2 separate regions of the Homo sapiens genome follow, and region 1 is linked to region 2. A link is a loop called in an ENCODE intact Hi-C map of the cell type or tissue named here. Cell type or tissue: endothelial cell of umbilical vein. All regions are shown on one strand. Each heading gives the region's core, and the rest is flanking DNA. Links, peaks and the distances in the headings are about the cores only. Region 1 holds the start of LINC03082 (long intergenic non-protein coding RNA 3082). Region 2 has its middle 55 kb from the start of LINC00399.

The links. A loop is a pair of places that touch in the nucleus more often than their neighbours do. Peaks named below come from ENCODE experiments on the same cell type or tissue, not always from the same donor. Only the 100,000 strongest peaks of a DNase experiment are listed, where the experiment ranks them.
Region 1: a loop joins it to region 2, with 6 times the contacts of the local background. A loop is called at or near these places in 4 of 110 quality-filtered maps.

Annotation. Positions count from the first base shown.
Region 1 is chr13:110,122,292-110,133,174 of GRCh38, forward strand. LINC03082 (long intergenic non-protein coding RNA 3082) reads right to left here and starts at 6,845. Exons shown (of 3, transcript NR_187462.1): 1 at 6,566-6,845. LINC03032 (long intergenic non-protein coding RNA 3032) reads left to right here. Exons shown (of 3, transcript NR_148221.1): 2 at 1-52; 3 at 162-2,943. It overlaps LOC101927712 (a long non-coding RNA gene), which reads right to left. Exons shown (of 3, transcript XR_931726.3): 2 at 10,799-10,883; 3 at 9,671-10,299. RefSeq lists enhancers at 95-1,294, 3,807-4,615, 4,616-5,423. In endothelial cell of umbilical vein, for the core only: no CTCF peak of the experiment used is centred there; a DNase peak (open chromatin) is centred at 4,320; H3K27ac peaks cover 3,482 bases.
Region 2 is chr13:109,340,123-109,351,005 of GRCh38, forward strand. No RefSeq gene overlaps it. Among named protein-coding and RNA genes, the nearest start is that of LINC00399, 55 kb to the right of the region's middle. RefSeq lists an enhancer at 8,661-9,860. In endothelial cell of umbilical vein, for the core only: no CTCF peak of the experiment used is centred there; DNase peaks (open chromatin) are centred at 4,619, 5,569 and 8,849; H3K27ac peaks cover 3,512 bases.

The sequences.
Region 1 (10,883 bases), core at 1,087-9,086, 780 kb after region 2:
CTGAGGCTGGTGTTCTTATCTTCAAACGGGGATAAAAGATCTACCAGTCTAGGTGAGTGTGCACAACAAATGGTATATTCATTTGCTAGGGCTTCAGTAAGAAAATAGGACAAACTGGGTGGCTTAAAACTGCAGGAATTTACTGTCTTATCATCCTGCAGGCTAGAAGTCTGAAATCAAGGCATCGGGAGGCCATGCTCCAAGACTCTGAGTGGAACCCTCTTTGCCTTTTCCTGACTTCTGGTGGTGCCGGCGGCCCTTGATGTTCTTGGCTCTTTAAGCATCTCTGCAACCTCTGCCATCATCTTCACACAGCGCCCTCCCTGTGCATCTCTGTCTTCATACGATGTTTTCTTCTTTTCATGAGGACAGCAGTTATATTGGGCTACAATCCACCCTACTCTAATATGGCCTCATCTAATCATACCTGCAATGACTCTATTTTTAAATAAAGCCACATTCAGAGGTACCCAGTTTAGGACATGAACTTTTCGGGAGACACAGTTCAACTCATCACAGAAAATAATCAGGGGTCTGGACATTCTGTGTCAATGAGATTGAGCCACTAGTTGTTAATAGTATTTCACTCATCTCTGCTGATATTTTTAAAGAACATGTGAAAGGGGTGAGGTATCTGATAGAAAGCCCTCCCTCATGTAATTGATGAGATAAGGGTTCTAATTTTCCCCACAGAAGTTATAAAGAGCACCTGAGCTGTCAGCCAAATCAAATTGCCAGTGGAAAGCAGGTGAACCTAAGGAAGCCATGGGGGTGAGACGTGCCTGGGCATGCCCTGTTCATGGTGGCACCGACCCACACAGCATTCATAGAATTCATACCTTCCCGGAGCTGGCGTGACTCCTGGGAGACCACAGTTTCTGAGAAAATAGAAAGCCAAGTGTAAACTGGACTGGTCACAAAGACTCCGCAGGGAGCTGGCTGCAGACACCCACTCAGTCCAGTCCTGTGGGCACACAGTTGGGTCTTAGGGGAAAAAGAAAGCTTAAGTTAAAACTGCAACAGCTCTTCCAGGAAAGAATTTTTTCAACCCAGGGACACAAAGAGCGCTGCTTTGGAAACCTTCTAACAGAGCGGAACATGAAGGCGAGCACACCCCCGCCCAGGTTTGACTCAGGGAGGACCCAGGGACCTCGGGCTGGAGCCCAGCAGGAGCCGGGAACTGCCTTCTGTGGATCACAGCTGAAAGGGGTAGCCATTCAGAATCTCTGACAAAGGGCCACCGACTTAAGGTCCCCAGCTTCTACAGCTTCACCAGACCCTGCTCAGCAAGAAGGTGCTGACAAAACCCATATGCGTCCAATCCCACTTCCAGGGAAGCCCCTGCCAAATAAGCATGGGAGCCATGCTTCCCGCTGCCCATCAGAACCGGCGATTTTGAATCTCTCTTTCCACGGCAGTAGCTCCTGCAAGAGCCCCCATCCCCATCGTGCCACTCAGCCGGGCTGGGGCTGCTGGGGAAGCCCTGTGTTCCCAGGGCTTTGCCCTCTGTGTCTTAGCAGCCACAGCTCCTGACTTCCATTCCCCCTTCAAAGTCCGTGGGAGGGAAGAGGAGGGAAACTAGGAGAGACTTTGGAATCTAAAGGAAACAAGGAGGATGTTTTCCTAATGCCCAGAGGATATGTGTAACTCTTTTTCTGCAGACAGAAGCTTCGTCGGTACTGGGGTTAGTTCCTGCAGTATTTGGTATCCTAACTCAGCGGTTATGGTTTATCTAGCCCGTGTGAACTGGTCCAGGAAGACGAGCACCCTTCCCAACTTAGTCTACACAAGAGAGTGCTTCGCTTTAGGGATTTTTTAAAAACTTGAAAACAGCTTTGAAACACAATTCATCGGTACATTTTCTTCTCATGGCATTTAGATATTAAAAACATGTGCATGCAGGTTCTCCAACATTAGAATAAGACTTAAAAGGATGGAAACCTACGTCATTTGTGGAGTATCTGTTTTGCTCAGAAATGGACCACGATAGCATCGTGGCACCGTAAGGTGGTGAAGTACTACAGATAGCACAAGGAAGACCATTTGAACTCCAAAAGGCTGTGATTGACAAAAACTAACAAGAGACAGCCCCCCAGGAAATTCAGGGTTTATTGCTGAATTCTCATGTATGAAAGTTTGTGGGATTTGTAATCACAGGGGCTACCTCCCAGGAAACCGTGATAGCCATTTTTCCACCGTAGTTTTGCACTTAATGGACTTTGCCTCCCATAATTCAGGAAAATGTCTTTTGTTGTGCACAGTGGAGGCCGAGTGCTATTGAGAGTGTGTGTCCTACAAAGGGCCTCACTATCTGAGGTCTGCAGCCTGTCTCCTAGGCACTCCCCACTTCAAGAAGCAGCTCTGAGAACAGATTAATGCCTGGATGCCAAGGAGCAATGAAGTTCACCCATCTTATCCAGGGGCTGAGCTAATCTCCTTAAACCTTTGTACAAGAGCGGGGCCAGTCACCCACATGATGCTGTCAATGTGCTTTCAAAGCCCCACTTCAAAGAGGGAGATCAAATGGGGGGTAATTGAAAGGGACAGCGATGTGAGGGGGTTCCTGAGACGCCCCCCAACGATGACTATGAATGCGGCACACACCACCCAAATGACAGGAAGGCAATGCGTTGCGGTGGCTGGACTCCAGGAAGGAGCTCTGCGGGAACGATGAGGTCTGTGGGTTTTGCTGCTGCTGTTGCTTTTGCTGTTGGTGGGCTTTGAGAAAAACACGACTGGCCGGGCTCCCTGCCTTCTCCTTCTCCTGTCGAAGTCTCTACAGCTAGGACCCTCCTGTCCTGACAGGCTCAGCTCTGCATCTTGAGGTCCCTCTGACCTCCCAGCTGACCCTCCATGTAACCCAGGCTCACCCAGGACTCTTTGGGACCTGAAGATGCTCTATTCATCCATTTGTGCTGATTAATAAAGTGAATTCTGAACATCTCGGCGGCTACAGTCTCGGTGGCTCAGCGGGGTGGATGGGATTGCTGCTGCCAAGTCCTCACCCTCTCTGAACTAAATGCGTCATCACGGACTGTGAGGTCCCTCCTACTTCGGGGGAGGGCACCAGCCCATCCCCGCCATTGAGGTCAGGATTGCCTGTACAACCTTCATGGGTCTACAGCCTTTATTTTTTGCATTGAAGGCCAGCAGGGGGCTGGTGCAGTTCTGCTGCAGGGGTGGATCGGCTGGGCTCAGTTCAGGTGTGTTCCACACCTGTCAGCCTCACGGCCAGGAAGCCACCTGAGACACACTGTCTCCTGACAGAGCTCAGGAGAGCAAGAGGTGTGAGGAGATGCACTTGGTGCCCTTATGTCTTGGTGCACCGGGCACGTGGTCAAGCCTGTTCACATGCACAACTGTCCATGGACACAACCAAGGCACAGTCCAATGGCACTAGTCCAAGGGAGGGGTGAGGACTTGGGGGCAGGAATCCAGCCCTTCCCAAGCCCTAAACCCTTTACAACAGAAGGGCAACTAAATACACAGGGAGACAGGTAGACTCACAAGTGATCAGAATAAAAGCCAGTGCACACCCCAGATAACTGCAGCGGCCACGAGCCTTGTAAAGACCCATGTTTTACGGAGGCAGCCACCAGCTTGCAGAAGCTGAGCTTCCTGTGGCCCTGATTCTGCATTACTGAACTACTCATAGAACCACTGTTTCTGTCCTCAAAGCTTCTGTCTTGGTCCCATTGCCTGACTTTATAACAACCTTGAAATACCCACCAGGACTGGTGATCTCATTCAAGACACAGAGGTCCGTCTCAGGCACTGTGCTGGGGCCTGCCTGTGCCCAGCCTGCCTGTAGGACTTTGGAGTCCGCAATGTCGAAGTCCTTCTGCATTTACACCCTGTGGCCTGAACCCTGACATCATCTCACCCCCAGACCACCCAACCCATGACTCTTGGACACAAAAAGAAATATCTTCTCCATTAGAAACCAGCACCTGAACGCAGCCAGGGTCCCCGGTCACACCAGAAACTGTTGCTTTGACCAATCTCCACAGGGATTTTGACAATCAAGCATAGAAACCACCAAAAAAGTAAATACCGAGGTTGTATTTTCTTTTCTTTTTCCTTTTTCTTTCCTTTTTCCTTTTTCTTTCCTTTTCTTTTCTCACCAATGCATCCACTTGTTTGGACGAGCAGGTCATAAGGACAGGCAGGAGATGAGTCACATCTGACTTCACAAAAGTGCTTAAGCCTTTTCACAATCTCCATTTAAAGCCAGCCAAGCCTTTTAGAATTGCCCATCTCACAGGAATGTTTGTAACAAGGCTAGGAAGGAAGTGTGTGCTCAGGTCGGCCCGTCCCTGGCTCCCGGAGGCAGGCTCTCCGGTGCAGCGGCAGCTGCCAGCCCTGGGGTCGGGCTTCATATTTTCTCATGCCTTCAACAAGTCCTCCCTGGAGGAGGGGCAGTAAGCAGAAGGCAGTACAAGTGGCACATTCTCCTTCTAATGAGCACAGCACACTAACGTCTCTCGGAGGGGGCCCAGCTCTCCTCACGTTCCTCTGGGCCCAGGCTCCCTGCCAGCCTTTTCTCTTCCCCAGAGCATTCAATCGCTGTCAACAGAGCCAGACAAGAATAGAAGCCGCTCAGAGACTCTCTTTTGTTTTGCTGGGACACTTCAGCACATTCTCATGGATCCTTCAAAGGAAGGCAATTATCTGATCATTCTTGGGAGCAATTAAAATGTGGAAGGATACATCCTGCTTCAACCCGCCGAGTTTGTCTTTCCAAATCACATGGGCAATTGATTACACCATCAACAAACCCCATGTAACCCTCCAAGGAACGAGGTGCGTCCCTTGCAGTAGAAAACCGATAACCCAAGACATGAAGGTTCGAATGGATGATTGGCTTAGCTGGAATTGTGCTCCTCTGGAGGAGACTTTTTAAATGTATTCCTAGTTGCAAGTCCAGAAGCAAGGGAAGTGAGGCCCTCAGGGTTCTATCAGAGCCTGGGAAGGGGAGGAGAGCAGAGATGCTAAAGCAGTAGCAGAAGATCCACAGACCCCTGGAAGGACATGGAAGCTCGCTTTGAGCTGCTCCTTAGTTCATGGGGGTCTCTCCAGCATAAAGAGCTTCCTTCCTAAAATGGGAAGAGGGCTGTTTGCACAGAGAGAAGCGTAGCCTTAATACTGTACTTTGTCCATCCCTCCAGAAAGCCCAAGGGAGGGGGCAGATGGTTCATCTGCAAGTGATCCCAGGCCTAAAGCAAAGAGATGGATGGTCGGAGCCTCCGCGCGGTTTTTCCTGGCTACCTCCATACCACCATGTCACCTCTCTGTAAAGGCGATATAGGGAGCACCATCTGGGTGTTGTAGCTCATCTGGCTGTTGTAAGGAGTAAATGAGATGGGACGTGCCACACACATGATATGTGCCCGGCTCACAGGAGGCACCTTAGTAAGTGGTCACCATCAGATATACTAGTGAACCTGAGAGTGGCCCTTACCAACGTGGAAGGCTGGGGTGTTTGTAATCATCACTCAAGGCAAAGCAGAAAGAAATCTAGGCTATTTTTTAAGACTCATTGTGTTTGGTCACAGGCAAAAATAGAATCCATCCTCATGCAACCATCCTTTAAATAGTATTTCAACAGAGGGTTAAAGTGTTGGTTTGGGGTGTGAGAGTGATACCTTATTCATTCAGAAGTCCCTCAAAGAAGAGGATGGAGAAACAGACACGATTCCATGAAATGATCACTTTCCCCAGGCAATCACACCAAGGAAGGTCAAAGAACCTCCTCCCCGAAGGTTCACTGCTGGAGGTGGAGATCACAGCCAACTGACAATATAACTGCTGGCAGATATTTTTAGGTGGAAAGTCCCACCGTTTCCCGTACCTCACTGTGACCCTCATTACGGCATTAGGATGGGATTACCTTGCTCTCTTCTGAAATACTAGCTTATCCGTGGCACCAGCAACAAATACAAGCAGCTTGTCTGATGGAAAGGTCCTCTACTTAAGAACTAAACTTCCCCCAAATCACAAGCCCCTTTGCTGAAACAATGAAAAATTTAGGTAAGCTCTGGATTGAACTATTTCCCTCCCTTTGAAATAACTGGATGTTTAGTCATAACAAATAAGAATGATTCTGGTATCTTGTGGTCACGACATAGCATTTTTATGTTTTTTTTTTTTTATTTTTCACTTTACATCTCACTACATGGACATGCTACCTTCAATTCAACCCCAGGTTACATCAAAACCTCTTGACCTTTCATTTAAAGACAAATAAAAGGCAGCTGCTGGGCTGTGAAATTGTGAATAACAAACGGAACCATTATTTGAAAGGTTTCAAATTCTGATGAACAGAAAGATTATTTTGGAAAATCTATAGCGGAGAGTAGTATAATTATAACTTAGATTTGCGTGGTGCTCAATCCAAACTCATCTCCAAACTGAACGTGGTTTTCTAACAATAACATTCCTCCAAAAAAGGGGGCAGCCTACAAACCAACATAAGCGTAAGATGCACTTCCTGTCCAGCTAAAAATAAACCTGCAGACATTTGAAAGCAGCATAGAATCCTTTCTAACAATAAAAACAAACTCACCCATGTCGTTGGGCCAAGGCTTTGACATTTTAAAAATCATTATGGTGAAAAATAAACGCAACCTATAACGTGAGCTATTGTTAGAAATCCTTGAGAAAAATGCCTCAAATAGAGAACTCGAACGTCCACTCGCTAAAAATGAAACCGTTTTACTTGGGCATTGTCAAAGGTCGAATGGTTTTCTCCAAAAATGATGTTGAAGTCCTAACCCCCAGGACCTCAGAATGTCACCTTATTTGGAAATAAGGTCCTTGCAGATGTAATTAATTAGAACGAGGTCACATTGGAATGGGGTGGGCCCCGCATCCAATAAAACCACTGTCCTTATAAAAAAGAGGCACGCCACGTGAAGACCGAGACACACAAGAAGAACACGGGGTGTGGCTGAAGGCGGAGGTTGTGACGACGCATGTACAAGCCTGCAGGAGCATCCGCGAGCACCGCTGGCCCCACCGGAAACCGGGAAGAGGCAGGACAGCTTCTACCCCGAGCCTCAGAGACAGTCTGGCCTTGACATCACCTTGATCGTAGAATTCCAGCCTCCAGAATGGTGAGACACAAATTCCTGTTATTTTCAGCCAGGCAGTTTGTGGCACTTCGTTTCAGCAGCCTAGGAAGTGAATATATTCACTTCCATATACGTGAAATTGACATCAGTGAGGATTTGCTCTCTAGGCAGTAGATGTGAACCGGCCTTCAACGATTTTTTTTTTTCTGGCTGCATGTTGGGCGCTCCCAGCTTAGGGGGTGGGTGTGCAGGGAGTGGGGAGGGAGGCGCTTCTGCTTCTGTGGCTCTCCCATGGTCTCTTCCCACAACATCTTCTGCATCTCTGTGGATCCGGCTGCCCCCAGCGCAGCAGCCCGGGTGGGGTGGGAATGTCCAGCACTGCGTCGCTGCCAGCCCTCTGGGCGTTCCAAGTTCCTGGCAGGATCCGGATGCAGTGTGGTTGACCTTAACTACCCAGGAGAGGGTGAGCTCTCCTACAGAAGACTTGGACATCTTCTCTGCCTTCTCATTTCTGTGTCCACAAAAAATCAGCACAATGGACACTGGATCCTGCTCTCCCTTCCTTCTCTTTCCCACCAACGCACACTTTGGCAGTCCTGGCACCAGCATGGGATCCACCCCACGCACACCCACATGCACCCCACACTCACCTCCAGGGAAGAAGCACATCAGTGAGAGGAATGGCTCTGTCCTCAACTCAGTAGGAGCCAGCACCCACCCCTCCCCTCTGTTGCCACTTCAAAAGGTTTTCTTTGTTCGCTTGTTTCTACTTACCATTAATGTTCTTCAGGCTGGATAAGCTTTAAGGTGTGTCCCTTGACATATTAGATCTATTTTACTCTGCCATTTTATAATTAAACAGGGTCTGACTGAAGTTACCTTTGGCCCATGTATGTCTAATCCTACCAAGTCCTAGCCATGAAACAGGTGATATGTGTATAAATGAAAACAGTGGGTTAAGAGGATGCTTCCAGAAGTATTAAGGCACCCACGCACACACACAGACAAATACGCTCCACTGAAGATCATTTAGAACTGTGGGTACAGGGAAGCACTTAGAGAACTGTATTACAAGAAGATTCAGTGGAAAATCTACCACCAATCCTAATTCATTTCCCTACAGAACCTTAGTGTGCAGTTCGTAGCCCACCTTCAGCACCTGTATGGGATTGGGGCCACTGAGTATTCTGTGTACACATTCGTCATGGTCTTTTAAAATCACCCTCATTGTTGCTGGCTTCTGACTGCCTCTCAGCTGTGCATTAGTCAGGATGCTGCAGCGAACAGCTGACATTAAGGACCTTAGGATGAAGGGACATTTTACCAAGATAGGGGCAGAGTTTAGGAAAAGCAGTAATGTTTAGTCCACTAAACCAGGGGTCACCAGCCTCAGGGCTGCAGAGAGGGGGAAGAAGTCTTATCCATGGCCCTGGAGGGCAGCCCCATAGTGTTTTGTTTTGTTTTGTTTTGTTTTGTTTTGTTTTGTTTTGTTTGAGGTGGAGTTTCAGTCTTGTTGCCCAGGCTGGAGTGCAATGGCGTGATCTCGGCTCACAGCAACAACAAACGGCTTAGCTGGAATTGTGCTCCTCTGGAGGAGACTTTTTAAATGTATTCCTAGTTGCAAGTCCAGGAGCAAGGGAAGTGAGGCCCTCAGGGTTCTATCAGAGCCTGGGAAGGGGAGGAGAGCAGAGATGCTAAAAGAGTAGCAGAAGATCCGCAGACCCCTGGAAGGACATGGAAGCTCGCTTTGAGCTGCTCCTTGGTTCATGGGGGTCTCTCCAGCATAGACAACTCCCTTCCTAAAATGGGAAGAGGGCTGTTTGCACAGAGAGAAGCAGTAGCCTTAATACTGTACTTTGTCCATCCCTCCAGAAAGCCCAAGGGAGGGGGCAGATGGGAGGAGGCTCCACCTCCCGGGTTCAAGCGATTCTCCTGCTTCAGCCTCCCGAGTAGCTGGGATTACAGGCATGTGTCACCATACACGGCTAATTGTGTATTTTTAGTAGAGATGGGGTTTCTCCAGGTTGGTCAGGCTGGTCTCGAACTCCCGACCTCAGGTGATCCACCCACCTCGGCCTCCCAAAGTGCTGGGATTGCAGGCGTGAGCCACCATGCCCGGTGGGCAGCCCTATAGTTTGAGAAGGTGGTGACCAGAGCTGCAGCTTCCAGCAGAGAAACCCAACACCCCACAGCACCCTAACAGGAGACCCTGAGTAAACACCTCCTCTGTCCTCCTCCTGCTGCTGTTGCCCCCCATCCAGCCCCTGTTGGCCAGACGCCACCGGACCCAGGCACAACGGTGTCTGCTTCTGAGGTGCGGGCCGCCTCCCGGAGGGAACAGCAGGCGGAGAAGCTGATGCTGGGCTGCAGAGGATGCCTTTCTGAAAGCTCCAGTTATCAGTGGACAGAGACAGCAGCTAACCAATGCCTGTCAGGGAATCCCAGTCGGCATTTTCCTTTTCCTTTTGGAATTGAGCTTCTCAGGAAGAGTCTACAGTTCCCCACACTGAGTCTTATTCAGCAAACCACAGGACCCCAGGCAATCTCAAACGAATGCCTCTTTTTTTTTTTGAAATTCAACATTTTAATTGTGATATAACTTATGTAAAAACTTTCCAAAAAGTATCTAAGATATTCCACTGTACAACACATCAAAACTTTATCTGAGAAGCTGGAGACAATGAAGTATAAATAAGGCACACAGTTTACACTCATAATTGCATCCTAAACTGTTGTATAGTTCGTATTTACAACCCCCCATAACGTTTTTGCATCCTGGATTAGTCCTTCACATTTTGATATTTGGCATAATGTTCAAACACACTTTATACATCAAAAAGAGCAGCTGTGAGTGCATCCCCTGGCTCACGGGGCAGGCGGGAGCAAAAACCAGGACAGGGCAGGTAAAGGAGCCGCCCCTCCAGTCCTCGCTGGTAAGAGCCGCAGCAGAGAGCACTGAAGGCAGAGCACCTGATAGGAAGCGGGCTGTTAATTACACAAACAGGAGCAGAGGGGGGTGGGGCCTAGGGACCCCTCCCATGCCCACAGTCCTGCCAATTGCTCAGTGCCATCATTTATCGGGGGCCCCACAGGCAGTGCCGTCTTCATGGCTCCTCCTGGCCTCATTCACATCGCTGAGATGCCTCTCAAACACAGCTGTTCTCCACGGCCCACTCAGTGGATTTCACTGCTCTCATCTGTCAGTTTGCTTTTCAAAAGCTTATTCCTTTGTCCAGAGAAAAAAAGAGAAAATGAGTGTGTAGGCTCATCTCTAAGGAGAGTGGCAGAGATGCCACCTGCCAGTGCACAGGAGGCTGCAGGAAAAGAGGCAGAAACTCACAGGCCCCCAGGGAGCTCAGCTGGACAGGACTCAGAGCTCAGCAAAGGGTGGGGGCTCTCGGCTGGAGTCAGGATGCCTGGAGCCAGGGAGGCCAGGGCACAGGGGAAGAGGGCCTGCCCCTGGGGTGGGGCTGCCTGTTTCACACTGGTGAGAACGGCAGTATTGGTTGCTGATGATGACTCCTCACAACGCCCCCTTAGAAACCCTCGCATGCAACGGTTCCACATCATCCTGGCCCAGGAAGGAGAGAGCTGCATTTAAAAGGAGAAGGCAGGGCGAGGGAGGGAGACCCTATGGGCACTGCTTCATTTCTGCCTTTTCGTGAAGCTCATACACAGAATTGCTTTTTAGTTAAATGCTGGGGTTGTAGGACACACACCCTCACCTGTGATGGAAATTCTGCCAATATCGGGGAGAGCTGGTCTCTTCAACCTGTGCTGTGATGAATGGGGCTCTGCTTTTTCAACATT
Region 2 (10,883 bases), core at 2,016-10,015:
CCTTAAAAGTTATTCACATCTACTCTCCCCCAAGAAAAGCCTGAAAACATCTGCTTCATGATACCCTTGTTAATACATTGTGTTATAAAATGTGATAAGAATTGCCAGACCGGAATCTCAGTATGGTTTTAAGCATTTATGTCTTTGCTATTTATTAATTATGTATCACTTACTAAAATGAAATTTAATTTCTAATATTGGTCTATGGAGATATTCTATATAATTAGTTATTTCGAAAACCTATCATAGGCTGAAAGAATTCTATACTTGTTTTTGTCTATAATTCTCATGATTTCATTTTTATCTAGAAGATTTGCTTTCCTATGTTAATAATGTTATTTTATGCATAAAATTTCATGCCTTCAGTCTTCACTGTGGATAGCAACAATTAACATATAAAATGCCTTTGTCTTTTTTTTTTTGGTGTTTTTTGTTTGTTTGTTTATTTTCCAGAATGCAACCCTATCTGATATTAAGATTCTGACCCTTTACATTCTTGGCATTTTCATAGTATGCCATTCTCATCATGTTAACTTAAATATTTCTGAATTACAACTTTTTAGTTTGTCTCTTAAATATATATGTGCCGATTTCTTGCTTTGTTTTTTTCCCAGTTTTATTGGGGCGTGATTGACAAATAAACATGGCATATATTTAAGGTGCACAACATGATGACTTGATACGTGTACACATCCTGAAGTGATTCTCCCAATCAAGCTGAGTCTTTTTCCTTTACTAGTTAAGAGGATGTCAGATATATTGATCACTTTTACATGGAAAGCTTTCTTTGTGTTCTAGCGTTTTATGTATATTTTTTGCTATTATAAATCTTACACTACATAATATTTCACTACATGTCTTCTATTTATTTTTTCTGTTGATCTGAATTTTTTTTTTAGTTTTCAGACTAACTTTACCTGTAACTTTATATAGTATACTTCATTAAATACGTATGTATTTTTGGTAACAGCCTTATTGAGATAGAGTTCATATACACTACATATACCATAAAATTTACAGTGCACATTCACTGTTTTTCAAATTTATATATTTACAGAAATGTACCACCATGACCACACTCAGAACATTTTCATTATCCCCAAAGAAACCCACACCTTCTGTCATCTCTCAGCCCTGCCAGTCCCCTCTCCAGCCTTAAGCTACCCACAAATCTACTTTCTGCATCTATAGATTTGCCTCTTGTGGGCATTTGATACAAATGCAGTGTGAGGTCCATTGAGCCTCACTTCTAACAAACAGGGCAGGACAGAAATGATGACATGAGTTTCAAGGCCTGCCTCTTGTTCTCTTGGGTCTCATTCTGGAGGAAGCCAATTGCCGTACTGCGACTGTAGAAGACGCCCAAGCAGCCTCACCGATGCCGGCACTGCCTTCCATCCTGTGAGAAGGCACCTTGGACACAGACCCTCTGGCCCAGGCAGCCTCAGATGCCTGGAGTCCCAGCTGCCATTCTGATGGCAACCTCACTAGGCACCCTGAGCCAGAACTGCCCTTAAACTGCTCCCAAATTCTTCATCTGCAGAAAAGATATGGATAATATGTCGTTTTTGGTGTGTTGTTGACACTAAGTTTTTGAGTAATTTGTTAGGCAGCAACAAATAATGAATACAAATATTTTCCATTATTTCCCTGCCACTGTGGAAAAATCTACAGAAGTTTAGTTTTTCTTTCCTTCTACCTTCTAGACGAACTTTTCATTTGCCTTTTATGGTTGGCAGAATAATGCCACCCTCTCTCCAAGATGTGCTTCACCTAATCCCTGAAAACTGTGGATATGCTACCTTAAAATGGTAGCAAGGGACTCTACAGATGGGATTAATTTACTGATATTGGAGTGGGAAGATGATTATGAATTATCCGGGTGTGTTTAAGGGCCTTGGTAAGAAAAAGGCAGGAGCACTAGAGGCAGAAAAAGAGCTGTGAGGACAGAAGCAGAGGTCAGACAGATTTGCAGATGCCATGAGGCTGGTTTTAAAGGTGGAGGGAGGAGCCGTGAGGAAGGAAGTATAGGTGCTGGGCAAGGTGAGGAGGTGGATCCCCTCTAGAGCCTGCAGGAGGAATGCAAGTGTGTCAGCACCCTGATTTCAGCCCCAGAAGACTAATTGGACTGCCAATCTCCAGAACTGTGAGATCATAAATTTGCAGTATTTTCAGTTACTAAGTTTGTGTATTTTTCTACAGTAGCAATGGCAAACAAATACATCTTCTAACCTCAGGGTCCTTTAAGGTTCAGAAAGTTTACTAGCTATGTCTTATGGTTGTCTTTTCTACATGGATTTTCCTCGGGACATAAGATACCCTCTCAAACTGGAAATGTAAATATTTGTTTTTTGAAGTTTTTTAAAATAATGTTTTTTGAATATTTTACTCTTTTGTTATTTTGATACCCTATGTGATGGTTAATACTGAGTGTCAATTTGAATGGACTGAAGGATGCAAAGTATTGATCCTGGGTGTGTCTGTGAGGATGTTGCCAAAAGAAATGAACATTTGAGGCCGGGCGCGGTGGCTCACGCCTGTAATCCCAGCACTTTGGGAGGCCGAGGCGGGCGGATCACGAGGTCAGGAGATCGAGACCATCCCGGCTAAAACGGTGAAACCCCGTCTCTACTAAAAATACAAAAAATTAGCCGGGCGTAGTGGCGGGCGCCTGTAGTCCCAGCTACTTGGGAGGCTGAGGCAGGAGAATGGCGTGAACCCGGGAGGCGCAGCTTGCAGTGAGCCGAGATCCCGCCACTGCACTCCAGCCTGGGCGACAGAGCGAGACTCCGTCTCAAAAAAAAAAATAAAAAAAAAAAAAAAAGAAATGAACATTTGAGTCAATGGGCTGGGAAAGTCAGACCCACCCTTAATCTGGGTGGGCACCATCTAATCAGCTGCCAGCATGGGCAGGATATTAAGCAGTCAGAAAAATGCAAAAAGGCTAGATTGGCCTAGGCTCCTGGCCTAGGCTCCCAGCCTACATCTTTCTGCTGTGCTGGATGCTTCCTGCCCTCTAACACAGAACTCTCAAGTTCTTCAGTTTGGGGACTCAGACTGGGCTTCCTTGCTCCTCAGCTTGTAGACGGCCTATTGTGAGACCTTGTGATCATGTGAGTTAATACTTAATAAACTCCACTACATATATATATAGATATAGATATAGATATAGATATCTCCTAATAGTATATATATATATCCTATCAGTATATATATATATCCTATTAGTATATATATAATATATATCCTATTAGTATATATATAATATATATCCTATTAATATATATATATATCCTATTAGTATATATATATCCTATTAGTATATATATATATATCCTAATAGTATATATATAATATATATCCTATTAGTATATATATAGTATATATCCTATTAGTATATATATAGTATATATCCTATTAGTATATATATAGTATATATCCTATTAGCATATAGTATATATCCTATTAGTATATATATAGTATATATCCTATTAGTATATATATAGTATATATCCTATTAGTATATAGTATATATCCTATTAGTATATATATAATATATATCCTATTAGTATATATATAATATATATCCTATTAGTATATATATAATATATATCCTATTAGTATATATATTATATATATCCTATTAGTATATATATAGTATATATCCTATTAGTATATATATAGTATATATCCTATTAGTATATATATTATGTATCCCATTAGTGTATATATATATCCTATTAGTGTATATATATATCCTATTAGTATATATATATACACACTATATATATATATCCTATAAGTATATATATATATACACACTATATATATATATCCTATACTATATATGTGTGTATATGTATATGTATTTATATGTATATATGTATATACACACATATATATGTGTATGTGTATATATATAGTGTGTGTGTATATATATATATCCTATTAGTTCTGTCCTTCTAGAGAACCCTGACTAATACACCCTACTTAGGTAAATCCATCACACTTTCTAGATTTTACTTGCCTTGTTCCATAACTACTGTTTTTCACTGTAATCCCATTAACTCTTTGCTCATTTTCTTTATATTTTGAGTGTTTTTCTCAGTACAGTCCATTATGTGCAGAGCTGTATTTTCATAGTATTTCTCCTTAGTGCTGCTTCCCATTTAGCTATCATTTTTTCCTGTGCATTTATATTTTTCACATTTTTTCCTGAGCTACACCAGCTCACATAGCACATTCTTCTGAGGTCCCAATATATCACCCATGAACTAATGTGTTTCTGCTGCGTGTTTTGTTTATACAGATGATGGTTTCATTTTGTTGGTAATTTGTGAAGATAGGTTGGATCATAATCTCTCTTTGTGGTAGCGTTTTTCTAATGCAGGTTTTTGTCTGCATTAGAAATTAATTTCTCTGTTCTTTCTTCCCATTTGTAGAATTGTACAATCTTTGTATATTTTGCTTATTCCTTTTAAATTATTTCTCGAATATTTCTCATGTTTGAACAAGACAAGCTCTCCACATATTGACTATCTGTAGGAAGTCCATGTGGGACCTGGGGCAGCGTGTGCTTCAGGATGTTAGGAATTCTCAGAATGACTCAGGACTATGGAGTGCAGATGAGCTTCTGGACTCTCATTTCCTTTCATCCAAGCAGGATCAACATTCGGGGGACTCCCAGTGGAACTTCTCCTTGCCTCACCACCTGCCTCATGTTGTCACCAAGGACAACCTTCTGAAGACACTTTGGCACGGTGCTCTCTCAGCCACTTTTCCTCAACTTTCTCTCAGAGCCAGACGAACTCTGGGGACGCTCTCAGGGCCGGGCAGAACTCATCCCCATCCTGTGACCCGAGTTTAGATCTAACCTGCATGGCTGCCATCTACCTTGAACAAGTGGACTTTGATGGCCTTTTCTGAGGTCTGGGACCATAGGTGTCCACCCTCGAGGGTTTCCATGTTTGATTGTCACTGCTTTTGAGAGGCTAGGCTTCTGTTTTATTCTTTCTTTCCTTCATTTTTATTTTTCTTTTTTAAAAATTAAAGATGAAGTTCATTTGTTTGTTTTGCTTCTTATTTTGGAGTTAGTTTCTACAGGAGGAGGAAAAGAAGCCAAATTTTATTCACCAAATTCAATTCAAAATTAAATACAAGTCAAAAGCAGAAATTCTTACCAGCTCTGGCTTGATGAGGGATCTATCTTGTTTCAAAGGATTTCTCAGAAAGAAATTTCCAACACCTTCTTTTGTGCTTCATACTGGCATCCCTAGATTATTTAAATCTTGATACAGTCATTTGCTGTAGTAGACATTCCCACAATCATTAGATTACCCACTTATTTGAGAAGCATGTTTTCCATGCCTTCAAGTAAGTGAATGATAAAAGCATTTGACTGGATTTAATCGTATCAGAACCTTTTGGCTTACTGCTAATGACTTCCTTTCAGGCTGATATCAGTACATTAATCACCACTTTTTAAAAAAATAGTTATTCACTGCTTTACGTTGCATCCGATTTTGCTATCAGTCCATTCATGTCATCCTGCTGTGCTTCCGTGAACATATTAAACAGAACTCTGTCACATGCTTTGATGGAACCCAGCTACCCCACATCTATGTCATCTTCCAAGCTGCCAGTCCAGTCAAATGTCAGAAAGCAAATGAGGTGTGACTCGCTGTTAGTGAAGCCATGCTGACTCCTGAAAATCATGACTGCTTTTTCTAAAGGGCTTATAAGTCTGTAGCACAATAGTCCATTCCACAGGTTTACCAGAAAATACCATCAAGTATGACTATTTGAGGTTTCCAGGACTCGTGGCTTTGCCCTTTCACTTTCTTTGTGATTCTTCAAAGATAGTTGAAATTGGGTTCTGCACACTTTGGAGTAAAATCCAGCTCTACCTGGAACCTCAGCCCCATGCACGTCAGCTGCTCTTATTGCCTCTGAGCTCCGGGACCCCACTTCCCATTGCACCCATTTGTTCTCCCTGCTGCCCCTAAAGATGGATCTTAAAGGAGAAAGTTGGGGGGAAAAAGGAGCAGAGGAGCAGCTTTGTCCTCTCTCATCTCTCTTATCTGCTCATTGATCCCAGATTGTGGGCTCATGCAGTTCTCCCTAGGGTTGCCTGTTCAGAGCAGTCCTGAAAGTTACTCCTGGCTGTCAGTCCTGTGGCATATCATGAATCCTCTCGGAGCTAGATCTCACCCTTTTGTAAGTGGGGACAATCAGCCCTGCCTGATAGGACTTCTCAATGGCTGAGATAAGACATAGAACAGCATATAATGCCTGACACCTGGGAAGCACAGAATAAATATTAAGTCTCTTATTGTGATCATCATTCTCCATGGCAGATTAAAGGGTAGGCTCATTACTCATTACTTTTAATGGCAAAAGCTGCAATTACTTTTGCACCAACATAATACAACAACTATGGAAAACAGTGTGGAGATTCCTTAAAGAACTAAAAGTAGATCTATCATTTGATCCAGCAATCCCATACTCTTGTGTATCTACCCGGAGGAAAAGAAGTCATTGTGTGAAAAAGATACCTGCACGTGCAAGTTTATAGCAGCACAATTTGAAATTGCAAAAATATACAACCAGCCAGATGCCCACTAATCAATGAGTGGATAAAGAAAATCTGATATATACCTATATATCACATGTATATATATCTATATCTATATGTGTGTGTATATATATATATATACACATACACATAGACACATGGAATACTACTCAGCCTTGAAAAGGAATGAGATAATGGCATTCGCAGCAACCTGGGTGGAATTGGAGACCATTATTCTAAGTGAAGTAACTCAGGAATGGAAAACTAAACATCATATGTTCCCACTCATAAGTGGGAGCTAAGCTATAAAGATGCAAAGGCATAAGAATTTTACAATGGACTTTGGGGACTCAGGGGAAAGGGTTGGAGGGGGATGAGGGATAAAAGACTACACATTGGGTACAGTGTACACTGCTAGGGTGATGGGTGCACCAAAATTTCAGAAATCAACACTAAAGAACTTATTCATGTAACCAAACACCACCTGTTTCACCAAAACCTATTGAAATAATAAAACTGAATTCTTCAGAGAGATCCCTTTAGAAAAAGCATTTTATTATCAGCCTTCCCAATTCTTTTTTTCACCAAGTTCACTGGTGATATAATAATTAGGATTTTTAAAAATTACTTATGTGTTTTAAAGTGATGCCCTCTTTCAGAGTCTCTGACCATGGATTACACCCGTTTCATCATTGCTCCCACCTTTGGCCTTTCCCAAACCAGGTCCTCCCTGAATTCCTTTCTGGAAAGACCTGGGATAGAATTGACCAAGCCATCTTTCACTTTCTTTCTTTTCTCTTCTTCTGCATAGCTAACAGATCTATCAAGTTCTGCTGATTTTACTTCCATGCACTTGTTGAATCTGCCTTGTTCTCTTCATCACTCTTGCTACCACCTCACACTGTTTCCTTGCTTGTGCCCTTTCTGTGAGTTGGTCATATTCCCTGCCACCAGATCTGCTCTCTGCTGCCAGAAGGGTATTTCCAAGACCCTATTTTAATAGCACTACCAGATTGATAAACATTCTGTAACATATTGAAAATTTTTCTAGGTCAGGCATGGTGGCTCATGCCTATAATCTCAGCTCTTTGGGAGACTGCAGCGGGCGGATTGCTTGAACCCAAAAGTTCAAGACCAGCCTGGGCAACATAGTGAGACCTCACTCCTACAAATAATAATAATTAAAAAAATAGCTGGGCCTGGTGGCTCATGCCTGTAGTCTCAGCTACTTGGGAGGTTGAGGTGGGAGGGCCAGTTTAGTCTGAGAGGTCAAGGCTGCAATGAGCCATGACTGTGCCACTGCATTCCAGCTTGGGCAACAGAGTGAGATCCGAAAAGAAAGAAAAGAAAAGAAAAGAAAAGAAAAGAAAAGAAAAGAAAAGAAAAGAAAAGAAAAGAAAAGAAAAGAAAAGAAAGAAGGAAGGAAGGAAGGAAGGGAAAGAAAGAAAGAAAGAAAGAAAGAAAGAAAGAAAGAAAGAAAGAAAGAAAGAGAAAGAAAGAAAGAGAAAGAAAGAAAAAGAAAGAAAGAAAGAAGGAAGGAAGGAAGGAAAGAAAAAGAAAGAAAGAAAGAAGAAAGAAAGAAAGAAAAAAAGAAAATTCTTCTAAATCAATAATCAAGAAATGTAATTGCCAATTTAAAAATCAAATATTATGACTGATTATATCATGTTTAGATTTATCTCACGTATCAGCAATTAATATACAAACATGATAAATTTAACAAAGTGACTCTTCTATAAGCATTAACAAGTTTTCTTCAATTAAATTTAGAACTTTGAAGGACAGTGATCCTAATAAATAATTATTATAAACTTATAAAAAGAGAATACATTTTTTTTTACCCATTGATGTTTCCTGTAGTTGTCTTAATTCATGGATCTACCTGAAAAACTGTGGGTTAATTTTACCTTCTTATTCTGGCTTGAAAATTTTTAATGGAGCTGTTTTGGTGGTGTAACCCATTAAATGGTCATCAAAATGCATGAGGGAAGAAAAATGCTAGATGAACTATGAGTCATTGGTACTTACTAATTCTTCCATCAAAGCTTTTAAAGTGTTTACTCTCGTTCGAATAAAATCTACTATGGGTAAGAAAAATTTAAGTAGGATGTTTGTCCAGAGAAATTTGAGTCTAAATGCACAATTAAATTACCACTTAGTAGCAAAATTTATTATTTGAAATATCTTCCAAATATCTGTGAAAATGAATGACAAATCTTATCACATTCTAACTCCCGAAGATTTTTTAATAGCACATGTTTGAGATATAATCACTGTTTGAAGTTGTAATCTAAATGCTTTTAACTTTGTCATTACTGTTGTAGTTTCACTGACTTGAAAAAAATACTTTAAAATAATGACTAAGGAGATTCTTCACTCCTACTATTTCCCTGCAAGGAATAAGGACAGGGTGCTTGGTGCAATCACTCAGTAGATAAATTCTTGTTACATTAACAGTTTAAGTGAATAAAAGGAGACCCATACAGAAGAAGTAAAGTGACTCATAGAATTAGAATTTCCTAAGATCTACAAATTGATCTTATACTTTGAATAATACCATACCAACTTTTTGCATTTGTTTCAGGAACTTTAAAAATTGAACTACTAATGTAAAAATAAGCCAGGAAAAAAAACAAGAGGAATGAAGAAGAGAGAAGTACCCAGAAACCACATGAAAATGTCCAAATATAGAAGTGGACGTGACCAAAGGTGAATTTCTTTAATTTGTCCAGAAAAATAAAGCATGTGTTTCTGGCACTGTACCAAACTTGTGTAGGTGTTACTCTGTTTGCCATTTTTGGTTGTATATATCTTGAAGATTCTTTTAAAGACAGTTCCATCCTCAAATAGGATAATTACTAAATAGATGCTACATTCAGAGGATGTTATACAGGAAAAAAAATGACAGAAATGCCTAGTATACCAGTGTAGCACAAAGAGAAGTGGATAAGTCTCTAGGGGAGGGGATGAGGCTGTTAGAGAAGAAAAGGTGAGTTAGCTGCGTTGAATTGAAGGGTGAGCTGAATATTGTGTGCAGGCAAAGAGCTAGGGAAGGTCTGTTAAGCAGGGACCACATCCGATGCAAAGGCCCAGAAGCAACAGCACAGGCTGCTTAGCAAGCTGCAATGTTTGCTGTGGATGGAGCACAGAGTCTGGAAGGAACATGGAGTACAGGTTGAAGCTGGAAGCCACGGAGGTAAAAGAAGGCATCATGTTTGGTACAGAAGGTTGTTTCAGTAAATGTCCTATTACCTTAAGACCACCCTCAATAAGGGGCAGAGATTCTAAGATTTAAAAAAATCACCTGAAACCCATAAATACACATCAGTAATTACAAACACACGTCAAACACTGAATTAATAAATATGTTTTCAGGGTGCGAAGAGATGGTGTCACGAATAGCTTTCTCCTGGGGCACGACCTGGATTCTGTCCCAATCATGCTGCCAATACATTGGCAAACCAAACAAAAGTTTCTAGTTTTCTTACTCTTTGTAAGTCACAGTGCTCTCTGCAGAAAGAAAGAATAATAATTGTAAACTTGGAGAAATAGCTTAAATGCTAAGCACATAATTATTACTTCTCTAAAAACCTTTGCAAGCAAGAGTAATCACCCAGATATTGGCAAATCTGAACAGTTCTGCCATTTCCAATGGTGTGATAGTGTTTAGCATCATAATTACAAGATTTTTAGAGACGTATAAAGGAATAGTAATTACAAATTTTAAAAATATACTATACATAATTAAAAGTCAATACACTGCTGTTCACTCACATTTACTGTAATAATAGAGTATGAACAGACAATACAATTGGGTCGAAAGGGATGTTCTCTGAGAGCTAGGACATCCGGAATGAAGTCTTGGTTGATGGCCTTCTAGAGTATAATGATAAGGTGGCAAGTGCTGGTTACATATGTCTTCAAATCGCGGGGACTGAGTAGATGCTATCCTTTACCACGTACAACCAGTCACCTTGGATCATGGCTGAGAGGCATGAAAAATTCTTTTAAATCCCTGATTTTCTCTAGTGTTCCATAATTAAATCACATAAAATCTGGCATGAGAAAATTTAATACATTTCTAAGAAATAATTGACTTGGAGAAACAATAAAAAAACTGAATATGGTAGTCTCTGCCCTAGAACTTAGATTGTAGGCATTGCCTTGGGCTACAGAGTATTGAATGTGTGTACCTAGCTCAAGAATAACGGATCGGGATTCAGAGATGAGATGTCTGTGGGGAGTGGTAGATGATAAGAGATGTTGAATCCAACTGTTAAGCTTTATTTTTATGATCTGAGCCAATTTT